Linked DNA regions of Homo sapiens: region 1 is linked to region 2. Evidence: read pairs that join two places in POLR2A ChIA-PET (ENCODE). Cell type or tissue: PC-9. All regions are shown on one strand. Links, peaks and the distances in the headings refer to the core of each region. The heading gives the core; the rest is flanking DNA.

Evidence for each region. ChIA-PET counts read pairs that join two places held together with the same protein. Peaks named below come from ENCODE experiments on the same cell type or tissue, not always from the same donor. Only the 100,000 strongest peaks of a DNase experiment are listed, where the experiment ranks them.
Region 1: POLR2A ChIA-PET joins it to region 2 with 20 read pairs; 2 of 35 experiments call an interaction of 5 or more read pairs at or near these places.

The regions. Positions count from the first base shown.
Region 1 is chr11:69,941,448-69,957,081 of GRCh38, reverse strand. No RefSeq gene overlaps it. Among named protein-coding and RNA genes, the nearest start is that of LINC02753, 120 kb to the left of the region's middle. RefSeq lists enhancers at 7,561-8,760, 12,998-13,899. In PC-9, for the core only: CTCF peaks have their summits at 6,629, 6,835 (motif pointing left) and 8,750; DNase peaks (open chromatin) are centred at 6,821, 7,521, 8,381 and 8,771; H3K4me3 peaks cover 1,554 bases; H3K27ac peaks cover 3,717 bases.
Region 2 is chr11:69,681,222-69,696,855 of GRCh38, reverse strand. No RefSeq gene overlaps it. Among named protein-coding and RNA genes, the nearest start is that of LTO1, 14 kb to the right of the region's middle. RefSeq lists an enhancer at 7,097-8,296 and silencers at 10,754-10,924, 10,697-10,946. In PC-9, for the core only: a CTCF peak has its summit at 10,827 (motif pointing left); DNase peaks (open chromatin) are centred at 5,165, 8,175, 8,715 and 10,825; H3K4me3 peaks cover 762 bases; H3K27ac peaks cover 5,204 bases.

The DNA.
Region 1 (15,634 bases), core at 5,105-13,104, 260 kb before region 2:
CCTGGCCTGCTGGGAAAGAGTGGAGGGGAGTGTGCGGTCACCCCTTCCTCACTGTGATCTTAGGGGCCATGCCTCCTTGGCCATCTGGTTTGGGGGAAGGAGTCCTGACTTTGGTGCCAGACCCAGGTTTGGCTCCTCCCCAGCCACTGTCAGCTGTGTGCCCCTGGGCCTGTAAGTGGGGGACTGAGAGGCCCAACACCCGGAGGAGGCTTCTGCTCCCACTGACTGGGCTGGCAGCCTGGCTCGCATCCTGCTTTCCTCACTGACTAGCCTCGGTTTCCCCATCTGTAAAATAGGGGCAATAAGGGCGCCTCCTTCCCAGGGCTGCTGCACAGCAGAGAGAAGTTTGTGAGTGTAAATGTGCCAAAAGGTGGCCGGGCATCCCTCGGTGAACGCCAGCTGTCCCTGGTCCTTCCTAGGGCCATGATGAAAACAAAGGAGACAGTCTGGGAAACGTCTGGGGAGGAAGAGAAAGGAGGCCGTGGTGCTGGGCACAGAGGCGCTTCTACATTCGGGTCTTCCCTCTGCACACCGCTCCACCCCTGAGCCGTTCCAGGAGTCAGAGGTGGCAGAGCTGGCTGCCTCCGGAGTAGACTGATTTGTCTCCTGGTGACAGCTGTGCCTGCAACCCTTGCCCGGTCCTCAGCTGTGATGCCAGCGTCCAGGAATGCACCATCCCACAGCCTTCAGTCTCTTCTCAGGAAGCTCATGCATTAAAGCTGAAAGGATAAATAAATGCCGCAAGCTGTGCTCAGGCTGCCTGCCCCGCCGATGCAGGCATCTGCAAACACCAGGGTGCACGAGCCACACGCTGGTGCTGTGCAACAGCTTTGACTTCTCCCTGTTAAAAATGGGGTGCGAAGGAGGCCCTGCAGAGGACCTGGCAGCTCCCTCATTCGTCCTGGTGGGTATGGACTGGCCTCACCCGGCCTGACCTTGGCCCAAGTGTGTCTGGGCTTCTGCAGACCCTCCCCACCACACCTCTGCCAGGACCTCCTTCCCTGCACAGACCAGCCTGTGCTTGCCCCCTGCTCTCTCTCTTACCAAGTGCCTGCCTCTGCCCACGAGTTATTTGGTATGTCCTTCTATTCTTGCTTTCTTTCTTTTCTTTTTCTTTCTTTCTTTCCTTTCTTTCTTTCTTTCTTTCTTTCTTTCTTTCTTTCTTTCTTTCTTTCTTTCTTTCTTTCTTTTTTTTTTTTTTGAGACAGAGTCTTGCTCTGTCGCCCAGGCTAGAGTGCAGTGGTGCAATCTTGGCTCATTACAACTTCTGCCTCCTGGGTTCAAGCGATTCTCCTGGCTTAGCCTCCCGGGTAGCTGGGATTACACCATGTCCGGCTAATTTTTGTATTTTTAGTAGAGATGGAGCTTCACCATGTTGGCCAGGCTGGTCTTGAACTCCTGACCTCAGGTGATCCACCCGCCTCGGCCTCCCAAAGTGCTGGAATTACAGGCGTGAGCCACCGCTCCCGGTCCACGCTTTCTCTTTTCCTCCTCTCTCTCTCTCGCATATCTCCGCCTTCCACCCCATACCAAAGCTTGTTGGAGATGTGGGCCGGCTCTCCTCCTGGTCTTCAGGGATTTGGATAAAAGCAGATTGAAATTAAAATAAGAACCTACTAGGTCTAGAAACCTTGATGTTAAAAAAAAAAGAAAGAAAGATATTAAATTAAATCTGTGCTCCTAATTTTACCCAATGGGAAGTAACTGTACTCATTAACGGAGGAGCGTATCGTTTATAGGATTTTTGACCTAGATAGGCTCCAAAGGCACACGGATCTCAGGTAAGCCCATTGGCCTTGCACACAGACCAGGGGGTCCCAAGAGGTAAGGAGAAGAATGCCTCATTTCAGAGCCGGCCTCACAGGCGTGGGACCCCTGCAGTCCCAGAGAGCCCTGCCTCAGGCAGGCCCTACGCTTGGTTTCATGCTCAGCAAGCTCTTAATTACTTTGTCATTGACCTTGTGGTTTTGAGTGAGAGCTGATGGAGGGTGCACGAGAGCAAAGGATACAGGTGTGCAAAGATGTTCACCCTTCACTGCCACCCATTTGCAGACAGCGTCCCTGGTACAAATACTCATAAAGCACAGAGTCCGAGGCACCCGCGATGCCTGGGCGTTCAGTGGAGCCCAAAGTGAGGACAAGGTCAGTGTGCGAAGGCTGAGTGCCCGGGACCCTAACAGCCCCTCGGGCCACGTATTCCACTCAAGCCAGAATTCACAGAAGAAGGCAAGAGAGTTCTAAGAAACACAGACGACCAAGCAGGCCATCCTGTCATTTCTTACTGCTAGCCGGCCCCTGACACTGGAAATGGTGACCTAGAGGGGACGGAAAAGAAGTGAAATAAAAACAGCTGAGATGATTTTCTGCTGTGCTTCCACTACTCTTGCAGAATCTAAAATACACAGGTAGGCCGGGCATAGTGGCTTGCACCTGAAATCCCAGTACTTTGGGAGGCTGAGGTGCGCGGATCACTTGAGGTCAGGAGTTCGAGACCAGCCTGGCCAATATGATGGGACCCTGTCTCTACTAAAAACACGAAATAAGTTAGGTGGGCTTGGTGGCGGGTGCTGTAGTCCCAGCTACTTGGGAGGCTGAAGCAGGGGAATTGTTTGAATCCTGGAGGTGGAGGTTACAGTGAGCCAAGATCACGCCACTGCACTCCAGCCTGGGAGACAGAGTGAGACCCTGTCTAAAAAAAAAAAAACCAAAAAAACAGGTTGGGCGTGGTGGCTCACGTCAGTAATCCCAGCACTTTGGGAGGCCGAGGCGGGTGGATCACCTAAGGTCGGGGTTCGAGACCAGCCTGATCAACATGGAGAAACCCCATCTCTACTAAAAATACAAAATTAGCTGGGCGTGGTGGCGCATGCCTGTAATCCCAGCTACTCGGGAGGCTGAGGCAAGAGAATCGCTTGAACCCAGGAGGCAAATGTTGCGGTGAGCCGAGATCGTGCCACTGCACTCCAGCCTGGGCAATAAGAGTGAAACTCGGTCTCAAAATAAATAAATAAAATATATAGGTATGTATGAGCTATGAGATCCGAATGGTGTAATTTCCATGATTCTACACGTGTGTTAAATGCTCTTCTAGTTGCATCTTGCAAGGTAAACATGAGCATGCTGAGATGCATGCCAATCATTTAACATTTTAACTTTGCTCTATGACAACAGGAAAGGCAAACAAAAAAACATCATAAGAAGCCAAGAAAGGGGCTGCAGATGAGAGGAAAAAGCTGTCTACTTTTGTGCCTTGAGTCATGTTTCTTTTCTCTGTTTTGTGAACAAGGGGCCCCACATTTTCATTTTGCACTGGGCCCTGCAAACCATGTAGCCAGGCTGGCCCGATTTTCATCTGCCTTCTTACAGGGCTCTTTGCTTATGAATGTCTCTCCAGTAAATGCATCCATTCATTCGCGCCACAACACAGGAGACCACTTTGCTACCTGGGTGCCCTGTGACAGGTGGGGCACCGAGGTGTCTGCTCCCTCCCGCCTCTCCTCTGCCCCGGAGAGTGGAGCAGCCTGGGCCTTCCCTCCACCAGGATTCAGGTCCCTCAGCACAGCGTTCATTCCTGCACCACCTGCTTTGCCCAGCTGCGCTGTGATTGCGGACTTCACTCAGCCTCCATCCCTCCTCCAGTCTTGCCAGCAAAGCTCCAGCTCTAAACTGGATTGTTCCATCCAAAGGTGCTGCTGGCTCATGATTTCAGGGACTCCTCATCCCCACAGGATAAAATACATTCTGCTCCTGCATGGGCTCCTGCCCATCCACATTTCCCTCACCCTAACCATGGCTCTCTTTTGCTGGGGAACCCCTGGCCACCAAGACAAACCATGTGGGCTTCAACATGCCTCTCCCACAGTTCAGAAGTCCCCGCTTCCTCTTCAAGCTGGTCTTTTCCAGCGCCGAATTGTCTGTGAAGATGATGCCGTCCCTCTCCCCCTTCCCCATCTGGGAGACCCTCCTTGTAAGGGTTCTGGGCTTCCCTGGCTAGCTTGCTCTGTCCCTGTCTCTTTCTCGATCTCAGTCTCTGTCTCTCACCTGTCTCTCCTTTTCTCTGTCCCTGTCTCTCTATGCCTGTATTTCTGTTTCTCTCTCTCTCTCGCTATCTCTGTCTCTGTTTCTTTTTCTGTCTCTCTGTCTCCCTCTGTGTGTGTCTCTCTCTGTCTGCTTCTGTCTCTCTCTCTCTTCTCAAATCTTTCCTTGTTTTTTAGAGCTGCCTGTTCATCTGCCTGCTCCACAACAGGGAAACCATAATGACCACACTCATCGTCTTCTTATCATAAACTGTGTGTATGGTACACGGGCCCAGTGCTTGGCTGTGCTCACGGCGCACCAGCTCTTCTCACCCCATAAACTGTGTATGGCACACGGGCCCAGTGCTTGGCTGTGCTCACGGCCCACCAGCTCTTCTCACCCCATAAACTGTGTATGGTACATGGGCCCAGTGCTTGGCTGTGCTCATGGCCCACCAGCTCTTCTCACCCCATAAACTGTGTATGGCACACGGGCCCAGTGCTTGGCTGTGCTCACGGCCCACCAGCTCTTCTCACCCCATAAACTGTGTATGGTACATGGGCCCAGTGCTTGGCTGTGCTCACAGCCCACCAGCTCTTCTCACCCCGTAAACCGTATATGGTACATGAGCTCGGTGCTTGGCTGTGCTCACGGCGCGCGGGCTCTCGCCCCGTCTGCCTGCTGGGCTGCAGACCTCACTCACCCTCCCTTGCTCCTGTGAATCCCTTTGGCTATTGGGTTCTGGCGTGGATCCTCAGAGAGGTGCTCTCATTCTCCCTGTTCTCCAGATGAGGCACCTGGAGCTCTGAGAATCTGAGTGACTGATTCAGTGAGCCTGGCTCTGCCCACCCCTGCCCTGGCCCAGGCAGACCAGGTGCTTCCTAGACATCTGTGGGGCCTTCACCTGCCTGACCTGACCCTGAGTCAGGAGATGCCAGGACACTGGGCTCAGCTGACAGAGGGGCCCTCTGCCCACCTCCCAGCTGACAGGAGACAGGGGTGCCGAGTGGTGGGGAGCTGGTGGTCGTGTCCCTGACCCCCGAAGGCAGGGTCCTGTGAGAAGGAGCCCACGTTGGTCAGGGAGCCCTTCACGGACGCCACCATGGTGAGTCATGGGCTTCTGTAAGCAAGGCTGGCCCTGCGTCACTCGAGTGACCCCCATGTCTCTGAAACTGTCCAAGGGAGGCTGAGAAGGGCTTGAGCTCCTGGGGCCCAGGGAGGTATGAGCCCTGTGGTTTTCCCTATGGGTAAAGGCAGGCTCTGTCCACTTTGGATCCACCACTGAGGATGGGTGGGGCATTGGGAATTCAAATTAGTCTCCGGATGCTACTCCTGGGCAGCTTAACTCTGGCCAAGTTCACTTCGGTGAAAACGGAGGGTCTTCTGGGGGCAGCGAGGATCTCAGGATGGTGCTGCGGAGTTCAGGGTCCACAGAAGGCAGTCCTTTTAGGGTCTCTGGTGTGGAGGCCAGCATCCCCTTGACCTGCCCAGAGCTCAGTCCCTCGAGGCCTCAGTCCAGGGCCACCTGTCCACCATCCTACCTGGGCCCCCTATCCTCATGGGGGGCCAGGACAGAAACATTCGGTGCAGAGGCGAGAGGAGGAAGGAACTCACAAAGAGCAGGAGTGATGTTGAGGCTGTGGCTCCAGGGGTGACCTGCTCCACCCACCCCCTCCAGGTATCCCCCCAACACTGCCCATGTTTCCTTTGACTTGGGTGTGAAGCCCACCAATTAGTGAATAATTAGGCTCTGAAACCACTTCTGTAGAGAATGCTCCTAGCTCTTAGAGGGGTCACTATCTATCAGCCACTCTCACTTTAGTGTGAATTTGTTTGTGCAGTGTGCTTTCCTGCTAACACCCAAATGAAGATGCCCTGCACTGCTGGGACAGGCTCTCTTGGGGTGTGTCTGGGATCCCAGGACACGGAGGAAGGTGAGTGCTACCCGTGGGAGCTTGAGCAAGCAGCACTGGGACAAACAAAACTGCCAAATAAAGGAGGAAGGAGGACAAAGTCCCATTTCTTCTGTTTCAAAATGTTCCTAATAGTGCGGTCCTGAGTTGAGGAAAGGAGAACTTGTTCTTCCTCCTCTTTCTCTTCCCTTCCCCCGGTGCCTCTCCCTGCCCAGCTTCCCCTACTCCTCCTCCACCTCCAACCCAGGGTCCTACTCCCAGAACTCAGGATCCAGGCCGTTATCATCAGCGTCAGACTTCAGTTCCAACTGGCAGGGTGTCAGGTGGAGTGAAATGTCACTTTTTTTTATTGTGGTGAAGGGTGGGAAGGTGCTATCTGCTTTTCTGACTGGAGGGATAAAGAGAGTGGTGGCGTGGAGAAAGGCTAGGTCTGTGGGGTCTGGAGAGGATGAGAGCAGAACCTTCTGTGCCTGACAATCTCCTTCTCTCCAGGACCCCTGTTGAGCTGGTTGCTGGGAAGGACGTGGCCAGATCTGTCCAGGGAGCAAGGAGCCTCTTGGTGGGATGGGAGTAGGAGCCCTGGCCCCCTTAAGAGACTCTTGGATGGACTAGAATGGTTCCAACTGAGGTTCACGGACAGTAGAGGGCCCTGAGAACCCACAGTGCTCAACGGGACCCCACCCACCGGCTTCCCAGCTGAGCACAAGGTTGCAGGGAGTTGGTCCTGCCTATGTAGCGATGGGGGCTCCTGATGGGGAACAGTGGCGAGCCTTGAATCCACAGCCCTTTGGAGCCAAGCATGGGGCACCAGGAGGGCCTGAGCAGGTCCCCCCATGGCAGGGAGCCTGGATGCACAACCCAGTGTTCAACAGCGACACCCTGTGGTGGCAACAGAAACAACCTCGGTCAAACCAGGGGCTCTGTGGATTGATGGTCTAGTGCCCTCTGTCTTTGGCTTGGAAATCAGAGTGAATCCTATGGGCTGTGTAAGTCCTAATGTTCTTGGACGGTCTACATCAGTGGGTGAGTCTTCAGGAGGAAGAGTCTAGGCTTCCAGCTAAGATGGGCAATGATGGTACAATGAATTGGAAAATGAATCGATTGTTTAGGAAGCGACTGCACCCATATCTAGGTGGGTCCTAGTCATTCTGCTAGTCGTATCCCCATGGGCTGCACGTGTGTGGGTGCTGGACCCGGCACTTTGTTTTCCTGGGATGCATTTTCCTGCTGAAGCAAACAGCTCTCTCTCTCTTCCCCCATGACCTGTGGAACTTGGTCAGCCGCATCCAGTTCTTGTGACTTTCCAAAGTGTTCGACAAGGTCCCTCGGTCACTCTCAGGGTCTCCTGGCTCCATGGGCTGAATGGTGAGCCAATAAGCCAGCCTCCCTGCCTCCTTCCAGCCCTTCTGGGGGCCAGTGTGGGCACCTGCCACACTGCAGCACCCAGAGGCAGAGTAGGGTCATGGGTGAGGCCAGCACAGGACAGCCTTGCACTTGGAAGGGAAATCCCTTCATTCTCAGGAATGCAGGCCCACACTGTCTCATTGTTCCTGCCCAGTTTGTCATCCAAAGAGCTGCCTCACCACTCCGGGAGAGGGCTGGCCTGTGTGAGTCACCAAGAAGTCCCCGGTGGGGAGCCTGATTCTTTGCACTGGGGGTGACATCACCCAGCAAGTCCAACTTGACCCATAAGCCCCGATGGCCAATTCCAAAGCAGTGCATGTGCCCGGGAAGATGGCCACATCCGTGAGCTTCTGCTCCGCATCCTGATCCTGCTAGGAGCCAGGGCCTGGTTTACCCCAAATTCTTCCCAGCAGTGGACTTAATGGGCCACCCCAGGTCCCTAAGAGCCACCCTCCACCCTCCTCCCCAGCCCTGTGCCCTGGGCGCTGACCTACAGGGCTGTGCATGCCCCCACATCCTCCTTGCCCTGTGTCCTCTGTTCAGTTTGGCTGATGGGAGAATAATTTTCAGGGGAGAGAGAAGTTGAGGAATGTGTCCCTGGCTCCCTGTCTGCCATGGCCTGGTTCCTTTGCTAAAGGAGGTGGCTTCTCCTGGGTGGTCCTTCCTCCAGCCTGGCTCCAGCCTGTTCGGCCCCCTTTGGGATGAAAGACTCCACAGCTCCCACCTGCTGCTGCCAGTGGGGGGGCTCTGGGCACGCCCCCTTCCTTGGGTTTCCCCTTTCTCTGCTCACACCTTTTATAATAGTCCCTTCATTACACTCTCTCAGATCCCCCTTTCGGGTGGGTCACCGTCACCCCTCCTTATTGGCACGCTTCTAGGGATGGGGCCTCATTCCTCCAGGAGGCCGGGCAGCACAGGCTGCCAGAGGGCTCTTTCTCTAATCGTTTAAAATCTGTCCCTTATCACGGCCACTCCTGCTCATGAGGACAGCACAGCCGGCTGCTCCCTCCACCGTGAGTCAGCCTCGCAGATATCAGGAGGCCTCCAGCCCAGCGCTCCTGGAAGTTTGAGCCACCCTGTCCTGTCCTGCCCCTCCCCTGCCCGGTCTTTGTTCTCTGGACACACCCTGGTGACTCAGGGTCCCCTTGACGAAGTGAGCCCAGTGTGAAGTTGTGCCCCCTTCGCTGGTGTCAGGCAATGGAGGGGCTCAGATCAGCAGGGAAGACCCAGGACCTGGAGGCCGGTGGGGAGCAGGGCTGGGGAAGCTACTCCGCACTCACTCGTGGGCACGTCTAGGAGAGCAGTAGGGTGGGGGCTCGCTGAGGCTGTCTGTGGACTCAGCATTGCCCACCCAGCACAGGCTCTGGGACGCCACGTGCACGCTCACTGTGAGGGGCAAAGGCTGCCCTGGCAACCAGGAGGAACCGCAGCTCCACCTGGCTGTGAGTCAAAAATACCAGGGAGTTTTAAAAAAGCACCAGTACCCAGGGCCTTTCATAGACCCACAGAACCAGACTCTCCAGGGATTTCAAGAAAGTTCTCGAAGGATCCTGAAGTACAGGAGGTTGGGGCGTGTGGCCTGGATATGGCCATCGCTGGCTGCAGGGCCGAGCCGGTCAGCTCAGGTGGGTGCCATGGGATGGGGCGAGGCCGGCCATTTTCCCTGTGCCAAGGAACACCCAGGTGAACTGGGATGGGTGTCACTCAGAGCTGAGGCCCTTGGGAGATTTCCATGAGCTGTAATGCTCAGAGCCTTGGGGTTGCCCCAATGTTTCAGAGTATTCAATGGGCCTGAACGGGACCACTGACCTCTCCGGGTTTTCATCTCTTTGTTTCACAATGTAGAACATTTGGGAAGGATGGAATCTGGACGCGTGGGTTTCCCTGCCTCTAGGCTTCTGAATTCTGTCTTGAGCTCACACGAAAGGTGGCTTTGCCTCTAGATTGCTTCTAGAGTTGTGGCAACTTTATGCAAGTCAGATCAAAGTGCTCCTTCTACAAGACACACCATTTCCACCCAGCAGAAAATCATGCAAAGATGCAGAGGTGCAGTGCCTGTGCTGAGAACAGTGCTCCTAAGGTGCCGCACTCTCCTGCAAGGCAAAATGCATACCGATGTGGGGGCGCGGCTTCCACTGAAATCCAGGCAAACTCTGAACTTGGAGGTTTTATATTTAGGTTGTATTAGTAATTTTCAATTCATAATTCATAATAAATACTTGTATTATTAATTATTATAATTAATACTTGTATTATTAATTATTATAGTTAATAATAACTAATTATTATAATTAATTATATATTAAAATATATTAAAAATATATTAAAATATATTGTATATAAAATATAATATAATTAATTATATATTTAAAAATATAATTAATAATAACTAATTATATTATAATTAATAGATAATTAATATTATGATTATTAATAACTAATAATTAACTATGATAATTAATAATAACTCATAATTAATAATTAATAATTAATAAAGGAACAGAGGGGAAGAGTTGCTATGGACTGAATGTTCGTGTACCCCCAACATTCATATGTGGAAACCCTAATCTTCAATGAGATGGGTTTGGGAGGTGGGGCCTTTGGGAGGTGATGAGGTCATGAGCTTGTGGTCCTCATGATGGGATTAGAGTCCTTACCAGAAGAGAGGCAAAGAAATGCTTTCTCTGTGTGTCTCCGTCTCTGTGTGTCTCTGTCTCTCTGTCTCTGTCTCTGTGTCTCTCTGTGTGTCCCTGTGTGTCTCTGTCTCTGTGTCTCTCTGTGTGTCTGTGTGTCTCTGTGTCTCTCTCTGTGTGTGTCTCTGTGTCTCTGTATGTCCCTGTGTCTCTGTGTCTCTGTCTCTGTTTCTCTCCCCACCGTGTGGGCACACAGTGAGAAAACAGCTGTATTAGTCATGCTGCCTATAAAGACATACCCAAGACTGGGCAATTTACAAAAGAAAGAGGTTTAATTGGACTTAAGTTCCATATGGCTGGGGAAGCCTCACAATCTTGGCGGAAGGCAAGGAGGACCAAGTCCTGTCTTACACGGATGGCAGCAGACAAACAGAGAATTTGCCACTCCAAGGCAAATGGCCTCAAACACCCCCATAAACGCGTCTTTTCTCTACCACAGGTGTCTGTTTTTGTTTGCTTCCCTCTTTGTGGCCATCAGAGCTCCACCTTCTCTGCCCGCCTCCTGCCAAGTGCCTCTTCTCTAAGTCCTAAGCTCCCCCACACGATGTCAGATCCCCTTCAGCCAAAGCCAAAACCCCTGATAAAACCCTCAGATCTCATGAGACTTATGTTCACTACCACGAGAACAGTATGGGGGAAACTGCCCCATGATTCAATTATCCCCCAGCGACTCCCTCCCACAACACGTGGGAATTATGGGAGTAAAATTCCAAGATGAGATTTGGGTGGGGACACAGCCAATCCATATCAACGGCTATCTGCAAACTAGGAATGGAGTAAGTGAGCCCTCACCAGACACTGTGTCTGCCAGAACCTTGGTGCTGGACTTCCAGCTTCCAGAAATGTAAGTAATAAATGCCTGCTGTTGCTAAGCCCCTCAGCAACAAGACATCAAGCTAAAAAGACAGACGAGCACATAGCACTCCATGGCAAATGGCCTCAAACATTCCCATAAACACATCTTTTCTCTACCACAGGTAGAGTCCTTACTCTTGTTTCCCTCTTGTGGCCATCAGAGCTCCACCTTCTCTGCCCACCTCCTGCCAAGTGCCTCTTCTCTAAGTCCTCAGCTCCCCCACATGATATCAAATCTCCTTCAGCAAAGATAAGCCTGCTTCCTTGAGAGGCCTCCCTATTAACAGAGCAGGGGTACCACCATGTTAAAGCTTAAGCCTCAGCTTGGAGGGGTCATGTCCCTCCCACCTCTGCCCCCGTGGCTTACCATAGTATGCCTTCTAATTACATCTGCACTCCCCGGCAGGCATTCTGGTAAGTAGAGTTTCCCCATTTTGTTTCATACAGAGGAGCACAAAGAAGAAAATTAAAACCATAAGCAATCTTGCTGTTGGAAGGTATCTTTTATTAGTCTTTAGTCCACTGTGAAGCACCTTTCTATGATGTTGGGTTTCCCTGATTTGGAGCATCCCTGAAACATATAACTCACTCACTCACCTACCCAGCCTTTCACCTACCCATCTACCCACATATCTATCCATCCATCCATCCATCCATCCATCCATCCACCCACCCATCCATCCATCCATCCAGTTACCCACATATCCACCCATCCATTTATCCATCATTCATTCACACATCAACCCATCCACCCATCTATCCATTCATCATCTGTTCATCCATCCACTCACATAGCTATCCATTAATCCATCCAGCCAGCCATCTATCATCCATCCACATATCCATCCACCCACTCATCCATCCATTACTCTCATTTCCTTCCTCTTTTCCTTCCTTCCTTCCTTCCTCCCTCCTTCCCTCTCTCCCTTCCCTTCCCCTCCCTCATTTCCCTTCCCTTGCCTTCCTTCCCTCTCTCCTTTCTTCCTTCCTTCTACCCATCCAGCAAATACTTGCTAGGCACCTGTCATCTCTACTGTTCGTGCTTATTGTTGACTGTAAAATGAATCTTTCTTTATTGAGGTCCCTCAATAAAGGTGGGAGCCAGGGGAGGGCCCTCTGGGTTCTTCCAGCTCAGCAAAGGGTGGGGTGACAGCATGGAAACGTGGTGTTCTTTTTGCATGACCGGGTGGAAGATTAAAATCGCCCCTGGTAGAAAGGAGTCTAGTCTTGCCAGTGCTGCAGATTCTTGGTAAGATCACTTCAAATGCTTAACGTGATACATGGTTCCACCAAGTGACAGAAATGTGAAAGCAGGTGGGGCAGTGGAGCCAGCCCTGTCTTATAGGAGATGATGAGGCCTGGAGGAAGGAGGGAGGCGGGGATTCAACGGAAGGTGCAGAGGACACTGAGAAAGACTTCCCACTGCTGCTACCATTTTGCTCCAGGGAGTCCTGACATCTGACCAGAGAGAAGGAAGGCCCACAGACAGCAGGCGTGGGGTCCTGAGAGTGCTTTCCTCCATGGTGTGGGGGATAAGGTCTTCTCCCAGCCCCGGCCTTCTCTGACCTGGAGCCCAGAGCCCAGAGCCCCTGGCACTGGCAGGTGGTGGATCGGCTGGTGCTGCCAAGGGTTGGTCTAGTGAGGACCTTGGCCTCCGGAGCCCTAGAGAACAGCAGCCTTTGTGAACTCCCCTGTGTGTGCTCATTCTGCTCACGGGGCTTCTGTCTCAGTTCCTCTAGTGTTCCAGCCCCTTCTGCACCCCGGCTAGGAGCCTCTTCCAAAACCCTGTGCAGCTTGGCTGGGGTCTGGGGGCCTGACTCTTTGCCAGCCCTTTCCATTCCCTAGACACTAAGCATGCGGCACCACATGGTCGGGAGGTGACCCTCCTGCCCTGTCCGCACCCTGCAGGCTCCTGAGCAGGCACAGTTCCAGAGTGAGTAAAAAGGAGGGACCCCATTGTCATGTGAGGTGCTGATGGCTTTATCAGTGGGAGTCTGCATTTCCAGGGAGATGTGTGTTTGTCGGGAGACTTGGTGGCAGAAGCATTTGAAGTTATCTTACCGAGAATCTGCAGCACTGGCAAGACTAGACTCCTTTCTACCAGGGGCGATTTTAATCTTCCACCTGGTCATGCAAAAAGAACACCACGTTTCTATGCTGTTACCCCACCCTTTGCTGAGCTGGAAGAACCCAGAGGGCCCTCCCCTGGCTCCCACCTTCAAACAACACCCTCAGCACCCCCAGCACCTCCAGCACACCCATGGAGAACGGGCTTCTTCTCTTTCAATGACTGGAGCCCAAGGGTTGAAGTTGGGAAGGGCTTTCCAGGATCCTGGGACCAAGATCTGAAGCCAGCCCGGGGGCCAGCCTGGGACAGGGCCTTGTTCTGGGGCCAGTGCCCGGCAGACACAGAGTGGGCACTGAGGCAGTCTCTTAAGCCTCTCAGCGGGGAGTCTTTACGGTTGTTCTCACAGGGCTGGTCCTCGGAGACTCCCGGCACTGGCTTCCGGGTTTGCCTGGGTCAAGCCCTGTAATAGCCTCCCTCCTGGGACCTGGTCTCTCCATTGCAGCTGAGGACGAGGCGTGGGAAACAGCAGCAGGCTGAGGCGGCCTCAGGGCCCCTTGGATGTGGCCCCCACCTCGCTCAGGTCAGCTTCCCCAGGAGGCAGGAGGGACCCTGGGCAGAGCAAGCTTCCTGTCCTCTGTGTCTCCTCCCTGTGCAGTGGGAACATCCACTCCCCCCACGCCACTTCCCATTTTCACACAGGCCACTGGGAGACTCCTCAGGCCTCAGGCTCTGAAGGAATTCCACTCACAAAGCTCAACTTTCACGGATCCCTTTGTGTTCCCTGCTTCCTGCCTGCCAGACTAGTTTCACCCAACCTCTGCCAGGTCTCAGCAGTGGACTGAATTCACGGCAGTAGCCTTGGTGACCCCTAGTGGCCTTCCCTTCTCTGGAGTAGACCTGATCTAGCCTCAACACCAAACTGAGACCTCAGCCTCAACACCTGGCTCAGCCTCAACACCTAACTGAGACCTCAGGCTCCCCACTGTCCTACAGATGGTCCCCCAGTGCCATCGCCGGCCTTCAAAGGTTTCCACCATCTAGAGGAGAAGCCGCTTGGGGCACCAGTGTCTGGGCTGCATGGTGCCCTCAAGAGCTGACTGCAGTCTGGAATCTTGCCCTCTGCAGCCAGGAGAGACAGCCCTTGTCCACGCCTATTTAATCCATTCATTTACCCACCCAATGACTGTGGAGCCCAGCCTATGGTACAGTTACTATTTGGTGCTGGAGATAGACAGTTTAGCAAACCACAGCCCAGCCTACCTTCCTGGAGATTAAAATCCAATGGGAAATCAGACATTGATCAAAAATGTACACAAACGTGGAAAACAACATCTGGAGTTGATGGAGACAGAGTGGTCCCCAACACCTGCACGCATTTGTCCTTGCTGGGGAGGGCAGGGCACACTTGAGTTGAGGCCTGAAGGCTGCAGAGGACAGGAGGTGAGCCTCCAAAAGGCATAGCAGGGTTTGCTTTTGGGGTGGGGCATGCATCGGAGGGGGCAGGATGGAGGTGGGGTGAGCAGCTAGGGAGTCATGGCAGGTGTAGGGCGGGAAGTGATGCTGCGGGGCAGTGTGGCGCAGGTGGGGGAGAGCAGACACATTTGCCATCTCTGCAGAGCCACTTTCCCTCCTGAGATGAGCCAGGTGGCAGCAGGCTCTGGTCCTGACCTCCAGCATGAATGCGGCCTGAGCTCTGCCATGGCCCCCCTTCGCCGGTTTTCCCTGGCTTTTGCTCTGCTTATTTTTCCAGGGTCACCACCTGTGTCTGAGCTCTGCCATGGCTCCCCCTCACTGGCTGTCCCTGGCCTTTGCTCTGCTGATTTTTCCAAGGTCACCGCCTGTGGACGGGGGTACCCTGAGCTGACGATGCTGCCCAGGCAGTGGTCCTGGGCCATGGGGCCCTGCCATGGCTTCCCCCAATGAGTCAGCCCTCCTTCGGCCGACTCCTATGCACCCCTTTGCCGTAAAGGCCTTTTGCTTTTCTGCCCGGCTCCAGACAGGCACTGTGCACTCAGCCCTGCCGTTCCCACTCAACCCTAACCACTTGGCCTGAGAAGGAGCCTCCGGCTCCTGTGTTGAGTGGGTGGGGAGGTAGCAGCCCAGCCAGGGCCTCGGTAGGCAGAGCTTGACATCCGGACAGGACCCTTGCTCTCTCCCTCCCTCCTTCCTGCTATCTGGGGTCTGCGGAGCTTCCCAGGGATTGGGTGGGCTGCTCAGGTCAGGGGTTCTTCATCAGGAAGAAGTTGCCCCCTGGGGACTTTGGCTATGTCTGGAGATACTTTTGGTTGTCACAACTTGGGTGGTACCATTGGCATGTAGTGGGGAGAGGCCGGGACAGCCCCCTACAACTAAGATGGTTCCAGCCCCAAGTGTTAGTAGTGCTAAGGGTGAGAAGCCCCACCCCCAGGGAGCCCAGCCCAGTCTCGGGCGGCTTGGTCTTGGGATTCCTGTGATTCCCCTGCACTCACATTGGCCCCTCTGGGGCTGAGAGCAGGAGTCCACTATTTTTCCATCTTTTGTAAAAATTTGCTGTGGAAAACAGTGTGGAGATTCCTTAAAGAACTAGAAGTAGAAAGACCATTTGACCCAGCAATCCCACTGCTGGGTATCTACCCAGAGGAAAAGAAGTCATTATATGAGAAAGATACCTGCACACGCATGTTTACAGCAGCACAATTCACAAT
Region 2 (15,634 bases), core at 4,216-12,215:
ACATCACCCCTCTGAGCCTGCATCCTTCTGCGGACATGAGGTTAACAGGGTCTGCATGGTAGGGCTATACAGAAATCCAGTGAAATGATGTCTGCGGGATTCCTGGCACAGAGCCGGCTGCCTATCCACAGCAAACCTCACCAAGGATAGAACCATGTGTCCTGAGCTATTATGTCCACTGGATCTCAAATTTGGCTGCACATTGAAAAAAAGATGATAGCTGGAAACCACTCATGGAGATTCTGAGTTTTTTGTCTTTCTTTCTTTCTTTCTTTCTTTCTTTCTTTCTTTCTTTCTTTCTTTCTTTCTTTCTTTCTTTCTTTTTCTTTTTTTTTAGACAGTCTCACTCTGTCATCCAGGCTGGAGTACAGTGCACAATCACTGATCACTGCAGTCTTGACCTCCTGGGCTCAAGGGATCCTGCTGCCTCAGCCTCTCAAGTAGCTGGGACCACAGACCCATGCCCAGCTCATTTTTTTTTTTTTAATTTGTAGCAATGGGGTCTTGCTATGTTGCACAGGCTGGTCTCGATCTCTTGGGCTCCAGAGGTCCTCCTGCCTTAACCTCCCAAAGTGCTGAGATTATAGGTATGAGCCACCGTGCCCAGCTGAGATTGTGATTTAATGGGAATGGGTGTGGTCTGGACACTGGGATTTTTTAAAAGCTCCCCTGTGGGCCGGGTGCGGTGGCTCACACCTATAATCCCAGCACTTTGGGAGGCCGAGGTGGGTGAATCATGAGGTCAGGAGATTGAGAACATCCTGGCTAACACAGTGAAACCCCATCTCTACTAAAAATACAAAAAATTAGCCAGGCATGGTGGCAGGCGCCTGTGGTCCCAGCTACTTGGGAGGCTGAGGCAGGAGAATGGCATGAACCCGGGAGGCAGAGCTTGCAGTGAGCCGAGATTGCACCACTGCCCTCCAGCCGGGGCGGCAGAGCAAGACTCCTTCTCAAAAAAAAAAAAAAATCTCCCCTGTGGTTCTAGTGTGCAGGGAACCAGTTCAAATTCCATCCTTTGTGCTCTGAAGACCAGCACTTCAGGGAGAAAATGAAGAAAGAGGCTTATCAGCACCTCCCTCTCTGGAGTCTTCTCCCTTCTGCACAGCTGAGGATAACAAGTGAATGTACGTAAACTAATTCACACTAGACTGTTGATGGTTAATATGTTTGCTCTCCAGGCCACATTTTTACTGACCTGGCAGCTGCAAAACCCTGATGACAGACCGTGGGTGATGCGGGCATTCTGGCAGGAGATGGGGAAGATTATTTTTCTGAGGCTGCATCTTAGCATCCACCCTACCCCGACTCTTCCCCTACTCCTCATAAAGAGGTAGCCTTGCCCTCTTCCTGCATCCCCTCTCCCTGCTTTAGATAGCGTTGCCAAATACATAAAAATACAGCATCTGAGCTACATTTGAATTTCAGGTGAGCAATGCATTTCTTCAGTAGGAATGTGTCCCATGCAATATTTGGAACATATGTATACTAAAAAGTTATTCATTGCTGATTTCAAATTCAAATCAAATCGGGTGTCCTGTGTTTTGTCTGGCAAGCCGAGCTTTAGGCCCACACCACGGACATGGAGTTAAAAATGAGAGAAGACTGGAGCAAAAAACTGTTTCCGTTGAACAAGACTCTCTGCTGGTGAGACTCCAAAATGGAATTCAAAAGATCCCAGGGACAGGGAGGCCTTGAGTGAATCCCACTCTTTCTTCGGGCCTGTTTCTCCATCTGTAAAGCGAGAACCTTTTCGTCGCCTCAAGGCCTGTTGACTCCTGGGGATTCTGGCAAAGTGCCCAGGGGCTGGGAAAGGCCTCTTAACCAAGGAGGGGGCTGGAACCCGCCACCCCGGCATTAGGACTCTTGTGGTCGCAGGTGACAGAAAACACAACTCAAACTGACTTGAGGTAGGAAAAACAAGGGAACTTATTGGCTCACCTTTACTGAGAAGGCCAGGAGGTGCCGGGCTTTAGGCATGCGGGACCTGGGAACCGGCACCACACCAGGCATCATCTGTCTGTCTGTCCATTTTCAAGCATCTTTTCCCTTTGTAGTGACAAGATGGCCCCAGCAGCCTCAGCCGAGATGATGGACAATTCTCTTCTCTTACCAACAACTCCAGCAAGAGCCCCAGACTGGGTCTCAGGGATCCTTCCTGTGTCCCTTGTTCGTCCCAACTGGGCACAGGAGGCTCTGACCAGCTGGGCTGTGTCCCCTTCTGTAGCCCGGGGAAAAATCAGCCCTCGTGGGATGCTAGGACTAAGAAGGGGAGAGACATTTCCCCAGAGGAAAACCCACGGCACAGGTATTCCCCCAGGTTCCTACAGTTCACTATCCACTGGGCGACCTTCCCTCTTTGGATTGGGAAATGACAGCCAAAAATGTTCTACAAGACCAAAGAGGAGAGGGAGTGGGTGGGGCAGGGCCACCCAGATGCAGAAATTGTCCATTCAGTTATGGAGGACATGAGACAGCATCCTGCCTGCCTTAGTCTCATACTCCCTCCCCCACTGTCAAGGTGACCAAAAAGGAACCTCAATTAGGGGAGCGAGGAGAGAAGGTGTACCTTTTGCCACTAGAGGCAAAGAAAGAGAGACAGACAGACAGACACTGAGTTTTACAATACAGCCATGCGCCCCATAATGATGTTTCAGTTAACGGTGGACCACATATACAATGGTGGTCCCATAACATTAAAACTCCATATTTTTACTATGCCTTTTCTATGTTTTTAGATATGTTTAGATACACAAATACTTACCATTGTGCAACCTTTGCCTGCAGTGTTCAGAGCAGTACCGTGCTGTGCAGGTGTATAGCCTAGGAGCAATCAGCTGTACCACATAGCCCAGGTGTGCAGCAGGCGACACCATCTAGGGTTGTGCGAGCACACTCTATAATGTTCGCACAATGGTGAAATCACCCAGCGATGCATTTCTGAGGACGTACCCCATTGTTAGCATTGCATGGTTGTGTACATACATGACTGCCTGCATAAGGCACCACGGTCTGAGGCTATCAACAGCTCAACATTTTGAGTGAAATGCAAGAGCGTTACCTTTACTTAGGTCTCTTTCTCTCTCCACTTTTAAATTATCATTAAGTCTTTCCTCTGCCTATATTGGGCACCACATCAGATGCCATGATTTTTGGTGTCAGGCATCAAAGATGATTGTTAAAATGCGTAAGAAGGACAATCTTGTATTTTTACCCCTATTTTTAATCAGTCCGATATTCTTCTTTCCTTTCTGAACTTCAAAGCCTATTTAGAGAACTTCCTTTGAACATTTTCTTTTCTTTTCTTTTCTTTTTTTTTTTTTTTTTTTTAAGATGGAGTCTCACTGTGTCACCCAGGCTGGAGTGCAGTGGCACAATCTCAGCTCACTACAGTCTCTGCATTCCTGGGCTCAAGAGATCCTCCCACCTTATCCTCCAGAGTAGCTGGGGCCACAGGCACATACTACCATGCCTGGCTAATTTTGTTCAGAGATGAGGTTTCCCTATGTTTCCCAAGCTGGTCTTGAACTCCTGGAATCAAGCGATCCTTCCACCTTGACCTCCTAAACTACTGGGATTGCAGGCATGAGCCACTGCACCCAACCCTTCAGGCTGGAGTGCGATGGCGTGATCTCAGTTCACTGCAACCTCCGCTCCCTGGGTTCAAGCGATTCTCCTGCCTCAGCCTCCTGAGTAGCTGGGATTACAAGTGCCTGCCACTGAGCTTGGCTAATTTTTGTATTTTTTTTGTACAGATGAGGTTTCACTATCTTGGCCAGGCTGGTCTTGAACTCCTGACCTCGTGATCCACCTCCCTCGGCCTCCCAGAGTGCTGGGATTACAGGCGTGAGCCACCATGCCCAGCCCCCTTCAACCATTTTTTAAACAATAAGTTTGCTAGCAACAACTTCTCTTAGTTTTCCTTCATCTGAGAATATCTGAATTTTCTCTTCAACCCTGAAGGATATTTTCAGAAAGTTCTTCCCCCTTCCCTGCTTTCTACGTATTTGAAAGATGTGCCACTTCCTCTAGCTTCCATGATTTCCAATGAGAAATCCACTGTTGTTCCAACTGGTGTTCCCTATGAGTAAAGGGTCATTTCTCTCTGAGCATTTTTGAGAGTTTGTCTTAAGTTTTCATAAGTTTAACTATGATGTGTCTTGCCATGTATTTCTTTGTTTTGTTCCTATTTGGGGTTGGTTCAGCTTCTTGAATTTGTAGGTTTATGTCTTTCACCAAATTGGGGAAGTTTTCAGCCTCTATTTTTCTGGCTACTTTTTCAGCCCCACTCTTCTATCTTCTCCTTCTGAGACTCCCATGATAGGAATTTTCACTGTTTTGCTGTTGTTCCATAGGCCCTGGGACTGCTCATTTTCTTTCTGGTCTGCTTTCTCCCTGTGGTTCATTACCACAACTTCTGCACTGCTGCATTTTTTTTGATCACTCTGTTCTCAAGTTCACTGACTTCATCCCCCTCATCTCTACTTGACTGTTGAGCCCATCCAGAAAGGTTTTGTTGTTGTTATTGTTATTGGGTTTTTGTGTGTGTGTGTGATTGTTGTTGTTTTTGAGACGGAGTCTTGCTTTGTCACCAGGCTGGAGTGCAGTGCCACGATCTCGGCTCACTGCAACCTCCACCTCCCAGATTCAAGTGATTCTTCTGCCTCAGCATCCCGAGTAGCTGGGACTACAGGTGTGCACCACCATGCCCGGCTAATTGTTGTATTTTTAGTAGAGACAGGGTTTCACCATGTTGGCCAGGGTGGTCTTGATCTCCTGACCTCATGATCCACCCACCTCAGCCTCCCAAAGTGCTGGGATTACAAGCATGGGCCACCATGCCTGGCTGTATTTTTCAATCCTAAATTCTCCATTTGGTTCTTTTCCATAACTTCCATTTCTTTGCTGTGTCAAAATCCAGTAAAACATAGAGAAAAATCTCTGAAATTAAAACATTTTATTTAGGAAGAAAGAATTGCAATTTGGGGCACACATACAGACTAGGGAGTCTTCAATATGTCCAGAAAACAAAGGGAAGGTTAAAGGTTTTGTAAAAAGGAGAAATATTACCTATTGCTCTTCAAGAAAGTTCATTGGCATGAAGGAGGTTTTGGGGAGCTGGCAAGCTCTGATTGGTGAGCAAGGGCGGTGAGTAAACCTAGTCTTAGGGTTGCAGCAGGTTGCATCAGCAGCTATTGGGTAAAACTGATTTCAGGTTATAGCAGGCAGTTTCAGCAACCAGGCTTGCAGAGAATTACATTTTTGAAATACTGTTATGTATCAGGAGTGCTTTTCCCCCCGGGCTTCTGGACTTTGTTTAGTTGGGTATGACAAGAATAATCCAGTTTGTAAGATCAGTTTTCACAGCTAAGATTTTTTTTTTTTTTTTGAGATAGGGCCTAGCTCTGTCACCCAGGCTGGAGTGCAGTGGCTGATCACAGCTCACTGCAACCTCTGCCTCCTGGGCTCAAGGTATCCTCCCACCTCAGCCTCTCTAGTACGAGTAGCTGGAACTACAGGCACATGCCACTATGCCTGGCTAATTTTTGTATTTTTTGTAGAGACAGGGTCTCACTATTCTGCCCAGGCTGATCTCGAACTCCTGAGCTCAAGTGATCCACCTGCCTCAGCCTCACAAAGTGCTGGGATTACAGGTGTGAGCCACCGTGCCTGGCCGACAGCTGAGATTTTTAATGCGTTCGTTTGTTTCAAGGGAATTCATAATTGCAGTTGAAGCATTTTTATGATGGCTGCTTTAAAACCCTTATCCAACAATTTATTAATCATTCTGTCATCTCATTAATCTCCGCATTTGTCGATGATTGTTTATTCACACTGAAGTTGAAATTTTCCTTGTTCTTGATAATGATGTGTGAAAGTTGATACCTTCCTTCTACCCCATCCTACCCACTGTCCCTCCCACCTTCCCTTCCTCCCTGGCCCTTCCTTTCTTTCTTCCATCTTCTTTTTCACTTCCCCGCTAACGTCAAGACTGCCTGCTTGATCTCCCTTGCCTTCATTTATGGCTTAAGGCAAAGCGTCACCCACTTTCATTCTTCCCTGTAAACCTCTCACAGTTCAGGTTTCCCCTTCGTGTCCTCTCTGAGCCACTCTCCTCCTGTGCATTCTCATCACTGAAGTCGAAAATAAAGAGACCCAGGAGACAGAGCCAGCAACTCAACACATGGGCCTTGTTTGGTTTTCAGCTCAACAAAATAGGTGCAAAACCTTCTCTCTTAGTTGTAACCCTTTTCTTCAGTATGAATTTCTTTTTTCAAAAACCATATGTGTGTGTGTGTGTGTGTATAGGTGTGTATACACACACATAAGTGACTGAATTGTGGCCCCAAAACTCATATGTTAAAAACTTAGCCAGGCACTGTGGCTCATGTCTGTAATCCCAGCACTTTGGGAGGCCAAGGCGGGTGGATCACCTAAGGTCAGGAGTTCGAGACCACCCTGACTAACATGGTAAAAGCCCGTCTCTACTAAATACAAAAAAATTAACCCAGCATAATGGCGCATGCCTGTAATCCCAGCTGCTTGGGAGGCTGAGGCAGGAGAACCACTTGAACCCAGGAGGCAGAAGTTGCAGTGAGCTAAAATCCCGCCATTGCACTCCAGCCTGGGCAACAAGAGTAAAACTCCGTCTCAAAAAAAAAAAAAACCTCCAGTGCACCTCAAAGTATGACTGTACTTGGAGATATGACCTTTGAAGAGTTGATTAAGGTTAAATGAGGTCATATGGGTGAGGCTGTTAAAAAAAACTTTAAAAAGACAGTTTTTAACTATTGAAATAAACGGAAATGGTCTGGGTACTGAATTATATCGTTAATTTGCTAGGGGGATCATGTATTATGGTTACGTAAAAAATCTGTATCTGTTAGATATGCACTGAAGTATCTGCAGGTGAAATGATTCAGCAAGAAAAGGTGGGGGTGGGGAATGAGGTCATTGTTGGAACAAGAACAGTGAAATATTGATCCTTGCTGAGGCTGGGTATTGGTATATGGGGGTCTGTTTACACTACCTACACTTGGGTATGTTTGAAATGTCTATAATAGAAACTGAAAAGAAAACCAAAAGCCAAATGTGGATTCTTCACACTCCCTCTTTCTCTACCAAGCCATGTGGAAGAGGTTGCAGTGACTGTGTCACAACCTGGTGAACCTTCTAGGCTTGGGTCCCTGCATGACCACATGGAGCAGAACCTCCAGTGACCTGTGCTGGACTTGGAGGAGAACAGTGGATTAACAAACCTTTGTTATATTGAGTCTTGGCAATTTCACAGTTGGTTTGTTATTGAAGGTATATTGTGGAGTAGAAGAAGTAAATTCAGGACACCAACTATAATGTAATATAATTTGTCATTTAAAAGGGTGTGTACCATTTTGGGAAGCTGAGATGGGAGGATCACTTGAGGCCAGGAGTTCGAGACCAGCCTGGGCAATATAGCGAGATGTCATCTCTACAAAAAATGTAAATATCAGCCAGGTGTGGTGGCGCATGCCTGTAGTTCTAGCTTCTTGGGAAGTGAAGTGGGAGGATTCCTTGAGTCCAGGAGTTCAAGGCTGCAGTGAGCTATGACAGTGCCACTGCATTCCAGTCTGGGTGACAGAGTGAGGCCCCATCTCAAAAAAAAAAAGAAAAAAAAGGCATATACATATGTATGCTTATATATGCAGATAACCTCTCTGGAAGCAAGTATAGAAAACGATAAAACTGTGGGTGCTTCTGGGGACAGGAATTAGAGGACTGGAGACAGGGTAGGAAGGAGAACTTTTACTATAACCTTTTTCTTCAGTTTGAGTTTGTTTTTTCCAAAACCGTGTGTGTGTGTGTGTGTGTGTGTGTGTATACACACACGACTGAATTGTGTACCCAAAAATCACATGTTAAAAACTTGACCTCTAGTACACCTCAGAGTATGACTGTGCTTGAAGATATTACCTTTGAAAGGTGATTAAAGTTAAATGAAGTCTTATGAGTGAGGCTGTTTAAAAAAAAACACTTTAAAAAGACAGTTTTTAACTGTTGAAACAAATGGAAATGGTCTGGAAACTGAATTATATTGTTAATTGGCTAGGTGGGATCATGTATTATGGTTATGTAAAAAAACTCTGTATCTGTTAGATATGCACTGAAGTATGTACAGGTGAAATGACTCAGCAAAAATGGTGGGCGTGGGGAATGAGGTCATTGTTGGAACAAGAACAGTGAAATATTGATCCTTGCTGAGGCTGGGTATTGGTATATGGGGGTCTGTTTACACTATCTACACTTGGGTATGTTTGAAATGTCTATGTAAAAAGGGAACCAAAAACCAGTTGTGAATTCTTCACACTCTCTGTTTCTCTACCAAGCCACGTGGAAGAGGTTGCAATGACTGTGTCACAACCTGGTGAACCTTCTAGGCCTGGGTCCCTGCGTGACCACGTGGAGCAGAACCCCCAGTGACCTGTGCTGGACTTGGAGGAGAACAGTGGATAAATAAACCTTTGTTATATTGAGTCTTGGCAATTTCACAGTTGGTTTGTTATTGAAGGTATATTGTGGAGTAGAAGAAGTAAATTCAGGACACAGTCTATAGTATAATATAATTTGTCATTTAAAAGAGCATGTACCACTTTGGGAGGCCGAGGTGGGAGGATCACTTGAGGCCAGGAGTTTGAGACCAGCCTGGGCAATACAGCAAGATGTCATCTCTACAAAAAAATGTAAACATCAGCCAGGTGTGGTGACTCATGCCTGTAGTTCTAGCTTCTTGGGAAGTGAAGTGGGAGGATTCCTTGAGTCCAGGAGTTCAAGGCTGCAGTGAGCTATGACAGTGCCACTGCATTCCAGTCTGGGTGACAGAGTGAGGCCCCATCTCAAAATAATAATTTAAAAAAGATATATATATATATGCATGCTTATATATGCAGAGAACCTCTCTGGAAAGAAGTATAGAAAACAATAAAACTGTGGGTAGTTCTGGGGACAGGAATTAGAGGACTGGGGACGGGGTAGGAAGGAGAACTTCTACTATAACCTTTTCTTCAGTTTGAGTTTCTTTTTTTCAAAAACCGTGTATGTGTATATATATGTGTGTGTGTGTATAGGTGTCTGTATACACAGTCATATGTGCCTGAATTGTGTCCCTAAAATTTATATGTTAAAAACTTAACCTCCAGTGTACCTCAAAGTATAACTGTACTTAAAGATATGACCTTTGAAGAGGTGATTAAGGTTAAAAGAAGTCATATGGGTGAGGCTGTTTAAAAAAATTTTTTTAAGCCTTGTTTTTTTTTTTTGAGATGGAGTCTCACTGTGTAGCCCAGGCTGGAGGGCAATGGTGCAGTCTTGGCTCACTGCAACCTCTGCCCCCTGGGTTCAAGTGATTCTGCTGCCTCAGCCTCCCAAGTAGCTGGGATTAAAGGCATCCACCACCACACCCTGCTAATTTTTGTATTTTTGCTAGAGACGGGGTTTCACTATGTTGACCAGGCAGTGGAAAGACGTAAGTGAAGTGCAGGCACCTCTAAAATCTCCCCAGAGCCTGCCAAATTACACTCTCTATTTTTTCCCAGGGAAATTTTAATGCATACCTGGGCATGGACCTGACTCATCGGCACCACGTATACTCACCTTACTTTGGGGAAGACCGAGAATGATGGTATCGGTGCCAGGCCTTGAGTTTTCCCTGCCACCGACACCTGCCGGGGCTGGGAGCCCCACCTGTCTCAGAGTCCTGCCTTCCCCAGACACTGGGGTTGGTGGGGTCCCCACCAGGCATGGGAGGCTCAAGGCAGGTTCGGGGTGAAGTGGGGGCCCCCTTCCTTGTCAGCTGTCCTGCCCTGTGGTTCCTGGGGTCCCAAGTGGAGTGACTGTTGCCTGAGTGGCTGGTGGGGAGTCTAGACCTGGCTGAAGCCTGGGCCCCAATGCCAGCCCAGATGAGGAGCCTGAGACTCGGGGGACAGCCCAGGCCCAAGCAGGCTGACAAACAGAAGCACCCAGAACAGGCAGGGCTCCAAGACCTCGCTTTTCCCATCAGAGCCGGGTAACCTGTCACTGGGCCCATGTCTCCTTCTCCCCATGAGTTGTGTGGGGCCTCTGAGCAGGGACCCGGGCAGTGGGCCAGGGCCCCTCTGATCAGCCTCAGCCTAATGGGGTGGAGGAGGCAGGGGCGGGTCTGGTGGGGACTAAGGTGGGAGGGGCACCTGCCCCTAGGAGCTGTGTCTCCCAGAGCGCAGTGTCTTCCCCAGTGAGGCCCGCGATGTCCATCTCCAAAGCAGACTGCTAGGATCTTCAAGTGAGGATCTAAGAAAACAGTCCGGGCCGGGCACGGTGGCTCATCCCTGTAATCCCAGCACTTTGGGAGGCCGAGAAGGGCGGATCACCTGAGGTCAGGAGTTCGAGACCAGCTGGCCAACATCATGAAACCCCCTATCTCTACTAAAAATACAAAAATTAGCCAGGAGTTGTGGTATGCACCTGTAATTCCAGCTACTCGGGAGACTGAGGCAGGAGAATCGCTTGAACCCGGGAGGTGGAGGTTGCAGTGAGCCAAGATCACGCCACTGCACTCCAGCCTGGGCAATAAGAGCAAAACTCGGTCTCAAAAAAAAAAGAAAAGAAAAGAAAAAGAAAAAGTAAACGGTCCGATCTCCCGTAGGTCTGATTATCAGGATGACATCTGGCTGGGGCAGTGGAGATTCAGAAGAGAATTCTAGCGGCCGCAGGGACACCGTCCCAGAGCGGCGAAGAGAGGGCCCGGGAGGGAGGCGGCTCTGCGGCTCCCCGGAGGAGCGGGGCCGTCCGCGGCGCAATGGCGGCCCCCGGTGGCGGTGACTGGAATGGGCCCCGCGCAAGGCCGAGGGTCAGGGAGTGCAGGGCGCGGTCTGCAAGGTGCCTTCGGTGCCCCTTTACCCGCGCGGGGCCGGGGACTCGGAAGCCGCGAGGTTGCCCTGAGAGCACCCAGCAGCTGCTCGCTCACGCTCGCCCCTCCCGCAGTCTGATCTGATGGTTGACTAGCTGCCCTCCACCCTGCCCCCTGCAACTTTTGCAGACAAGCCCCCAGGAAGCAAAAGAACATCGGCTACACACAAACATCAACAAAGCCCCTACTGTGTGTGCCTGGACCTCAGCAAAGGGCAAGGGAGAGGCAGGCTCCATCACCTCCACAACTTCCTGTTCCTGTATTCGAATTTATGTTCACTATATTTATCTATCAATACATTTCTTCTGTTTCCTATATGCAAGTATTCATCCTCATGTCGATCCTGAAAACGGGGTACCAACATCACTCCCATTTTACAGATGAGCAAACTGAGGTGCAGGAACGTGAATTTCACTAACGCTGTCAAGAAACGTTTGGAATTTGGCAGGGCACAGTGGCTCACGCCTGTAGCCCTAGCACTTTGGGAGGCCAAGGTGGGTGGATCACTTGAGCCCAGGAATTCGAAACCCCATCTTTACCAAAAAATATAAAAATTATCCAGGTGTGGTGGCATGCACCTGTAGTCCCAGATACTTGGGAGGCTGAGGTGGGAGGATCGCTTGAGCCTAGGAGGCAGAGGTTGCAGTAAGCCGTGATCGTGCCACTGCCTTCCAGCCTGGGCGACAGAACGCGACTCTGTCTTAAAACAAACCAAAAACCAAAAAAAACATGTGGAGTGGTGGAGACTGCATCTCAGAAGCCAAAAATCCCTGGCTTCCTGGACCAGCACAGCCCACTGACCAGAGGTGGACATGGGAAGGCGGGTAAGGAGAACTGCTCACCCTTTATTGCACCGGACTTCATGCCAGAGACCCCATACTGGGCATAGCTGGGGGCACCAAGGTTTAGAAGGAGCCACCGTCCTGCCTCTGGGATGCTGCTGTCCAGTTGGGAAGGGGGAACGGTCAGTGCAGAAGAAAGAAGATGGAAACAGCAAGGCCACTCCTCACAGCTCTCCCGGTGCGGGGGAAGGAGCCCAGCAAGAATTTCTGCTCCACCAAGGGCGGAAAGGAGGAAGCTCCCCCAGGCTGCGGGGATGAGCCTCGGGAGGTGGAGGGCAGAGGAGAGGAAAAGCCAGGGAGGAGCTTGAGGCCGGATGAAGGGGAGGCCGGATGAAGGCCACAGCCCTTCGAAGACGGACACTGGAGCCCCAGGGCTAGGGCTTTCTTTCTTCTTCTTCTTGCTAGGGCCTTCTTTCTTCTTCTTCTTCTTCTTCTTTTTTTTTTTTTTTTTTTTTTTTTTTAAGACTCTCGCTCTGTTGCCCAGGCTGGAGTGCAATGGCACAATCTTGGCTCACTGCAACCTCCGCCTCCTGGGTTCAACTGATCCTCCTGCCTCAACCTCCTGAGTAGCTGGGACTACAAGCACCCGCCACCACACCCAGCTAATTTTTGTATTTTTAGTAGAGACGGAGTTTCACCATGTTGGCCCCAGGCAGGTCTTGAACTCCTGACCTCAGGTGATCCACCCGCCTCGGCCTCCCAAAGTGCTGGGATTACAGGTGTGAGCCATCACGCCCAGCCGCGCTAGGGCCTTCTAAGAAATAAGGGGTGTAGGTCAAATGGGGGACTCTCTTGGAGCCTCCCGGGGGGGTGCATGAGTCCTACACGCTCCCACCTAGAGGGACAATGCCTCAGGCCATGGCAGGGCTGGGTCCCCGGTAGCCACTATGCGTCCTCGGCTGCCTCACTTCCCTCTCCAGGGTTTCGCCATGCTGGCCAGGCTGGTCTCAAACTCTTGACCTCAGGTGATCCACCTGCCTCGGCCTCCCAAGGTGCTGGGATTACAGGCATGAGCCACTGCATCCAGCAGGTGGCAGCCCAAGCCCAGGTTGGATCCCTCATTCCCCCTTTCCTCGACACAAACAGGGAAATACAGCTAGCCCTAAGGGGCTGGGCCCAGTTTTGGTAAACGGTCTTTGAGCTCTGGAAAGAAAACTGTTTATCCAGGCACCCTCTCTACTGAGATGACCCAAAAGCCATGGGCAAACACCACAGCAAACATGGCCTGTCCCCCTCCCATGGCTCAGAGGGGCCTTCTCCTCCCACTGCCACACTACATTCTCACTTATTCACTCAGCAACCATTTACTGAGCACCTGTTATGTGCTACACCCTGTGCAAAGTAAGATCTACACTTTCGGTATCTGCTAAGATTCAAACTTTCATCATTTATTTTAAATCTTTATTTACTTCAGGAACCACAATTTTGGAGAAATTATTATTTCCAGTAAAATGTGGATATGACATATCTCTTTGACAGCATCTATTGTGTTTTGCATTTTGTTCAACTGGGTGAGGAGAGGTGACTGATATATTCCACCTGTTACATACATAGAATATATAACATAATATATAATATACACATTAGATAACAACTCTCCCTTCTTTCTTTTTACATTGGAGAAGCCACATATTTACAGGGTTCAAAATAAAATCCTAACAGCATTAAAGCATTGTGGCAGAGACAGAGTTGACCAAACGTCCGTGGGCTCATCTCCATTTCCCAGGCTCCCCTACAGTTTGGTTAGGGCCTTGGGACTGGTTCTGGTCAATGGAATGGAAATAAAGTGTTCTCCTGGGACAAGGCAGCTAGGAGCTAGCCTGCTTCCTCTGTCTCTTCCCCTGCTGGGGCAATGAGGGGGCCTTGGTTCCTGCAAGGTGGAGGAGAGCTGCCCCACCCATAGTGGACTTCGTGGAAGTGGGAAATAGCCCTTCCTGGTTAAGCCACTGAGATGTCAGGGCTTATTTCTTATTGCAGCACAGCCTGGCCTAACCTGACTAATGCAAGTTAGACAGTGAAAAGTAGGCCTCCTCTCAGACTTTCAGTCCGCTCCCAATACAGGTACTGTTGCCACATCTTTGTGTCACTTTCCCAAAATGTTATCTCTTCTCTAGAAGCCTGAAGAAGACTCCCCTGGGAGCCTTAGGGATGGGCAGAGGCTGAGCCCTGCTGGCCAGAGCCCTTCCGCAGGCAGGTGGGTGCCCAGAGGAGCCCTGTTCTCAGTTACTGCTCACAGCACCAGACCTCCACCCCAACCCAGGTCTCCTGCGCTAGGGCCACCAGGGAAGCAGGTAGAAAATGGCATTTGACAGGCTCCCAAACCCAAGCACACCTATTAGAGAAGGAGCAGAGAGGAGGCGCAGCTGGAAAGATCGAGTGTAACTCAAGCCTCGCATTCTCCTCCTCCTGCCTACCCCATGGGGTCAAACTTGGATTTGAGGCCTGCCTGCAACTTGCCTCCTTTTCCGAATGTGTTATTTATTTATGATGAATAGAGCATGAGATGAAACTTTAGTTCCTTGAAGTGAACTGTCATTTAATGACTTCCTTTTCAGAATTTAAAACTGCTTCTTTTTCTTCTGGACTGTGAAAGCCGCACTTGCTTCATGCTTTTTTTTTGAAACAGGGTCTTGCTCTGTCACCCAGGCTGGAGTGCAGTGACATGATCGTGACTCACTGCAGCCTGGACCTCCTGGGCACAAGTGATCCTCCCAAGTCAGTCTCCTGAGTAGCTGGGACTACAGGCGCATGCCACAACGCCTGGCTAAGTTTTGTATTTTTTGTAGAGACAAAAACATGGGTTTCACCATGTTGGCCAGGCTGGTCTCAAACTCTTGACCTCAGGTGATCCACTCGCCTCGGCCTCCTCCCAAGGTGCTGGGATTACAGGCATGAGCCACCACATCCAGCAGCTTCATGCTGTAAAAAAAATAAACCCAAATCACAAAATACAGAAACATACAAAGGAAAATAATTAAGATGACACATAATCCATCACCCAAACGTGACCACTGCAACATCAGGGGTTGTGGTCCTTGCAGATTATTCTCTACATAGATAAAAACCTGTTGCTATGCTCGAGGGCCTTTTTCTTGAACCAAAATAAGAACAAATGATATTTTGTTTTTAACTTTTTTTTTTCTAATAAAATGGATGTGTTTCCAGGTTAACAACTATAGATCTATATTGTCAGGTTTGGTTTGGTTTGGTTTGAAAACTACTTAGTATTTTGCTGCTAGAAGAAGTCCACCAAATAGATTTTGGAATTGTCGTAATTTTTTTAATGTCCTCATTTTTTTTTTTTGGAGCATGGGACTACAGGCTAAAAATTTAAATATAAAATTTAAAAAAAAGTATTCTGGTAAGTAAACACTGTTTAGTATTAAACTTCGATGAACTTGTTTTTCACTTTAGTTATATTGACCTGGTTTTTCTTTGAACTCTCACAAGAATGTAAGCAATATTTATACTTTGTTTACTTATTTATTTATTTTTTTGAGACAGAGTTTTGCTTTTGTTGCTCAGGCTAGAGTGCAATGGCGAAGTCTTGGCTCACTGCAACCTCCACCTCCTGGGTTCAAGCGATCCTCCTGCCTCAGCCTCCCAAGTAGCTGGGATTACAGGCGCCCACCACCATGCCTGGGTAATTTTTGTATTTTTAGGAGAGACGGAGTTTCACCATGTTGGCCAGGCTGGTCTCGAACTCCTGACCTCCGGTGATCCACCCGTCTTGGCCTCCCAAAGTGCTGGGATTATAGGCATGAGCCACCGTGCCCGGCCAACATTTCTATTTTAAAAATGCTTTTTTTCTTAATGTGGTAGATTCCTGGGAGGTGATTATATTATCTCCTTTATACCTTTTGTTATAAGTTAA